2 separate regions of the Homo sapiens genome follow, and region 1 is linked to region 2. Evidence: read pairs that join two places in POLR2A ChIA-PET (ENCODE). Cell type or tissue: MCF 10A. All regions are shown on one strand. Links, peaks and the distances in the headings refer to the core of each region. The heading gives the core; the rest is flanking DNA. Region 1 has its middle 44 kb from the start of GINS3. Region 2 overlaps LOC105371293 (a long non-coding RNA gene).

What was found. ChIA-PET counts read pairs that join two places held together with the same protein. Peaks named below come from ENCODE experiments on the same cell type or tissue, not always from the same donor. Only the 100,000 strongest peaks of a DNase experiment are listed, where the experiment ranks them.
Region 1: POLR2A ChIA-PET joins it to region 2 with 6 read pairs; 4 of 35 experiments call an interaction of 5 or more read pairs at or near these places.

Annotation. Positions count from the first base shown.
Region 1 is chr16:58,347,205-58,350,122 of GRCh38, forward strand. No RefSeq gene overlaps it. Among named protein-coding and RNA genes, the nearest start is that of GINS3, 44 kb to the right of the region's middle. In MCF 10A, for the core only: no CTCF peak of the experiment used is centred there; no DNase peak of the experiment used is centred there.
Region 2 is chr16:58,242,183-58,245,087 of GRCh38, forward strand. LOC105371293 (a long non-coding RNA gene) reads right to left here. Exons shown (of 4, transcript XR_933630.2): 3 at 588-727. Among named protein-coding and RNA genes, the nearest start is that of CFAP263, 6.3 kb to the right of the region's middle. RefSeq lists an enhancer at 1,326-1,385. In MCF 10A, for the core only: no CTCF peak of the experiment used is centred there; a DNase peak (open chromatin) is centred at 1,469.

The sequences.
Region 1 (2,918 bases), core at 322-2,821, 100 kb after region 2:
GAGGGCTGCCCTTGAATGACAGCTCGGATGAAAACCAAGGGCAGACAGGATGCACCTCTTTAAAGTCTTTTATGTTTTCTATGCTTTTCTGAGATTTTGCTGATTTCACAGACAGTCTAGAAGTCTAGCACACACTACTTACATTTTCATCATACTCTTTGAGCTTTTCCAATCCTAACTCTGGGAATAAATTGATTACCCATAGACCTTTAGTTGCCCAGGTACCACACCTTCAGGCACCTGGGTGGCAGATTCTTTAACGCATCTGAAGAAGAAACTTAGCCAATTATACTTTTAAAAATCCCTATGTGATAATCTGTAAACACAGCAGTCGTGCCCTCAGGATGAACAAAGGGCAACTTCAACAGCCCAAGATCTGGCTTCTGTTTGGGCCTCTGTCCTGGAGTGACTGAGGACCTCAGACAGGACACTCAGGCCTTTAGTGTCCTCTCCTAAGAGGGGGTAGCCGTACTTGCCCTAAGTCACAGGGAGACCAAGGAAACAAAACATCATAAAAACACTCTGAGGCTGGGCATGGTAGCTCATGCTGTAATCCAAGCACTTTGGGAGAACAAGGAGGCAGGAGGGCTGGAGCCCAGGAGTTCGAGACCAGCCTGGGCAACATAAGGAGACTCTGTCTCTAACAAAAAATTTAAAAATTAGCTGGGCATGATGGCACGTGCCTGTGGTCCCAGCTACTCAGGAGGCTGAGGTGGGAGGATCACTTGAGCCTGGGAGGTGGAGTGAACCATGATCACACCATTGCATTTCAGCCTCGGTGCCAGAAGGAGACCCTGTCTCAAGAAAAAAAGGACTGATTGGTTAACATCAGGTCACTTCTGGTTACTTTTTTGGAAGGATTGAAGCAGAGGAAACCTTCTTATCGTTCTAACTCAGATAGACTGGAATCCCATGTTTTCAGGGGAAACTGGTCTGTTTGGAATCTCCCTGCTTCCTTAATGTTTCAGTTTAATTATTGGCATTTAGCATGAGTGATTCCATTTTGGTTTGGTCTTGTCTGTTGGGGTCATGGTGTAGGAGCTCAGCCCAAAACAGTGGCCTCCCAGGATTTTTGTTTAACAATACAGAGAAGTTAACTACATCACTAGGTATCTAACTTAAACTCAGGGATTCATTTAGTTGCTAACTAGCTTATTAGATTCCGTGACTTCTCTTGATTACTTCTAAATTAGACTGTTAAATAACATCTAACATGCCTAGTTTCACCTCCTCTTCTGGGAAATCAGGGAAATACTAGTACTTGGAATTTTGAAGATTTCTATTGCAAGACGTTGGCTACCAAGTAGAGAGAATTATCTGGGCACTATATATTTTGGATTAATTTTTACATGGTGGTACTAATATGGAGATATTTGCTGCAAAGAGATAAATTTGTGGATTATATTCATCTTCCAGACCACTTGAGAGAGGAGAGTTTCAATCTTGCATGATAACTAAAAGAAGGAATTCTAACCAAAAAGTTCTCTCCAAAAAAACCAGAATACTGGTACAATTTGTGGTTCTATCACAAAATGCCACAAATTTAAAGTAAGATGTAGGAAAAGGTTATAAAACTTTCACCTAAGCTGAAGTCTTGGAATCACTAAACAGGGAAAAGGACCGTTCAGAAATCTTTTTGTTGTTTGTAGACTGAAGCAGTTAGAACCTCCCTAGGTCTCTTTTCGGGACAAGCAGACGCTTTTCAGTTTCATTATGTTCCCTATGATTCCTTGATTGGAAAATCGTGGTCAGTGTGAAGCAGAGAAACATCACTACTGTGTAGATCAGGATTTCTCAACTGTGATACTCTGGACGTTTTCACTGGGTAATTCCTTGCTGAAGAGGACTGCTGAGTGTGCAGCAAGATGTTCAGCAGCACCGTCCCCCAGTTATGATGGCCAAAAATGTCTCCAAACATTACCAGGTGTCCCCTGGGGGCAAACTGTCCTCACTGAAGGACAGCTAGTGTACAGATTCAGCCACTGAAGCAGAACTGTAATCACGTTGAAACTGAGCTGGTTACATCCACATAGGACTCAGGATACCATCTGGTACAGTCATTATGAAGATTAATGAAGAGGCTGTCTACCATGGCTCATTTGGGAAATTCCAAAAAGTACAATAGGACTGATCATCCTACAGCAGTTAAATAATCAGACTATAATATAATCAGAGAATTTATAAACTGTAAGCAAGCAATTTCAGTTCAGTAGAGTTTCTTAAAATCATTCTTTTAGTGTAAATGAGAACTACAAAACTATGGATTTTGTATGATTGCACTCATAGGAGGTACTCAGAATAGTCAAATTCATACAGACAAAAAGTAGAATGGTGGTTACTAGGGACTGAGGGGAAGGGAAATGGGAAGATGTTTAATGGGTACACAGTTTCCATTCTGCAAGCTGAAAAGCGTCCTGGAGATTGTTTACACAGCAACCTGAAACAATCAGAACTTAGCACTACTGAGTTATACATCTAGAATGATTAAGGTATTAATTTTATGTTACAAATTGATTTTTCCACTTTTGTTTTTTTTTTTTTTTTTTGGTGGAAGGAGTGGAGTGAAGGGAGTGGAGGGAGTGAACATTCTCCACACGTTTGAACATCCTCATTAGCTCCAAGTTGACAAACCCAGAGAAGTGCTCTGATTGGCCTGGCCTTGGACTGGTCCATGCCTGGACTAATGAAAGGTGAATAGGATGGGGCTATCATTATTTTCCCAGGATGTAGGAGAGAAGAAAGAGCAGATACCCATTCCCGATCCAATTTAACTCTAGCCAGGAGTCTGGAGTCTGCAATTGCCAGCTCCCATTCAAACCACATTGCTGGTGTGGACAGAGAAGCATGTTTCATGCAAAAATCAGTTCTAAATGGACTACAGTGTTAAATGTAAGACCAGGAACTGCTAGAAGAAACTA
Region 2 (2,905 bases), core at 406-2,905:
CTTTGGGGTTTATGGTACATTTCTTTAACTTAGTACAGTCTATCTTCAAGTGTTATTATACCACTTTATGTATAGTATAAGAACTTTATACCATCACACTCCCATTTCTCCTCTACTATCATTGTCATACATTTCACTTATAAACTCTACAATGTAAATGTTTTTTTTTTCTTTCTTTCTTTCTTTTGAGATGGAGTTTTTTGCTCTTGTCACCCTGGCTGGAATGCAATGGCCCGATCTGGGCTCACTGCAACCTCTGCCTCCTGGGTTCAAGCAATTCTCCTGCCTCAGACTCCCAAGTAGCTGAGATTACAGGTATGTGCCACCACGCCCGGCTAATTTCATATTTTTTTTAGTAGAGACAAGGTTTCACCATGTTGGTCAGGCTGATCTCAAACTCCTGACCTCAAGTGATCCACTGGCCTCTGCCTCCCAAAGTGCTGGGATTACAGGCATGAGCCACCGTGCTTAGCTACAATGTAAATGTTGTAAACTCTACAATACATAATTTTTGTTATATAAAGTTATTTATCTTTCAAAGAAAATTAAATAATGAGAGAAATATATTTACTTATCCACTTAGTTACCATTTCTAGTGCTCTTCATTTCTTTGTGTTGATCCAGATTTCCATCTGGTATCATCTTCTTTCTGCCTGAAGGACATCCTTTAACATATCTTGTATAGTGAAGCTCTTCTGGCAACAAATTCTTTCAAGCTTTTGAATATCTGAAAAAAATATTTATTTTGTCTTTATTTTTAAAAGATATTTTTGCTGTGTAAAGTATTCTAGTTTGACAGGTGTTTTTTTTTTTCTTTCAGAACTCTACCAGCTTGAATTGTTACCTACAAGAAATCTATCATTTTAATCCTTGATTCTTTGTATATACTGTGTCTTTTTTTTTTTTCCTGGCTGCTTCTAAGGTTTTCTGTTTATCCCTAGTTGTAAGCAATTTAGTTATGGTATCTTTGGTGTCATTTTCCTCATGTTTATTGTTATATGAGGTTGGTTGAACTTCTTAGATCTATAGGTTTGTAATTTTCATCAAATGTGGAAAAATTCAGCCATTATTTCTTCAAATATTTTTTCTGTCTCCTCCTCACTTCTGAAGACGAGCAGGATCAAGGAAAGACACTACAAAGGAAAATATCAAGAGAAGGCAGTACAAAGGAAAATGTACTAAGCTTCTTACATTTTAGAGATGCACATTTGCATAGTCAGGCCTTTAATCTAGGAAAATAATAACCCAGAGCTTGCTCCATGCCTGGTACCTGGTTAAATGTAATCTCAATGAACTCTTCCAACACCTTAGTGGGAATGGCTTTGGATGGATAGGAGAAGGACTGGGATGGAAAGGAATGAGTAATGATTAAAGGTACAAGCTTTCGGCTCTAGCTCTGCATGTCACCTGCTGTTTGACTGAGTAATTCACATCGCCTCTCTGGCTTTCACTTCCTCACCTATACAAATGAGGTGAGTAATAGTGTAACTGGCCAAGTCCAGCTGCTCACCGCTTGGAGGCCAAAAACACAAGAAGCAAGTTGTGGTGAAAGGAAAGCAACTTTATTCAAATGCTAGCAGTTGGGGAATGGACAGGCCCATGCCTCTGAAAGACCATTCTAACTTTTTGGGCTGAGTGAAGGGGTTTAAGAAGGAAAAAGGTGAGAGAAACGCGGGAGTGGTGCAGCAGGAGGTCTTGTTATCTTGAGTCATCGCCTGTCTGGAGGACCGGTTTGCATCATGCTGACTGCGGTAGTGGTGGGCTAACTGCTCCTAACTCCCCCTAATCAGAGGGTTCCACAGCTGGGTCTCTCTGCCTGGCTTGTTTCAAAATCGATCCCTGGAATTTCTAAGCAAGCACATAATTAGATAAGCGAGTACTGTTCATAGAAGTGGCTGGTGGGAAAAGGCAAAACAAAAAGTTTCAAAGTATGTTTCAAGGCTGGAAGCAAGAAGGGAAAAATGTTTTAAAACGCAGTTTGAGGCTGGGATACTTGGTTACAATAGTACTTATTTTACAGGGTTAGGGGACAAAGCACTCGAATGTTTGCTGTTATTACTATTATTTTTTTGTTTGCCAATATTTGAAATATCCCTCTTCCTTACTAACTCAATTCTTCCTTAACATCGATTAAAGCGATATATGTTGCTCAGCTGTGACAGACTCTACTGATTGAGGATTGAGCCAGGGTCTGTTTATTTCCTTTTTCAGATCCACGTCTCTGGAGCTATCCCTGGGATATGGAGGTTTTCAGGATTAATAACTGGATGAGATACCAGCTCAGATCAGCCTCAGTCTCCTTTTCCCATCTTGCTTTTCTCCCCTCCTCTTCTCCACTCTGTTGCCTCTGGATTTTCCAGGGTAGAGCCCGAGAGCACAAGGGGAGACGTTAAGAGGCAGAGGAGGTCTCACATGACAGCAGTGATTTCGGACTTATGCTCTTGTGACCAGCTTGTGCCCCAAAGCTTCTCACTCCCAAGGCCTACTGTGGGTTCCCTAATGATTCTCCCACTGATGAATCCCACTGATTCCCTGATCCCACAGTGTTTTTTCTTAAGATTCCTCTTGATCTTCTGCATTTTATGATATGCCTCCAGCCTCTTTCTGTGGAGACATCTGACTTGTGAAAATCCTTTATCTTGCCCCATCTTGGTGTCAGAGCAGTCTGCTCCCTGGGAGCCCTTGCCCCTGCCTCCCACTTAGATGTACATATCCCTCCAGCCTCTACTTTTAACTTCTTGGGGCATGAGGCAGATGTCAGCCCCTTGCCCCCAAACTCCAGAGCCTCAATAAGCTCATCTGGTGACAGTCTGGAGACCCCTCATTTGGTATGTGAAACCCCTCCTGTAGTAACCCCTCCTATGCCTTTCCTTACAGAGAAAGTCCACAGTACTAGGACAGCTGT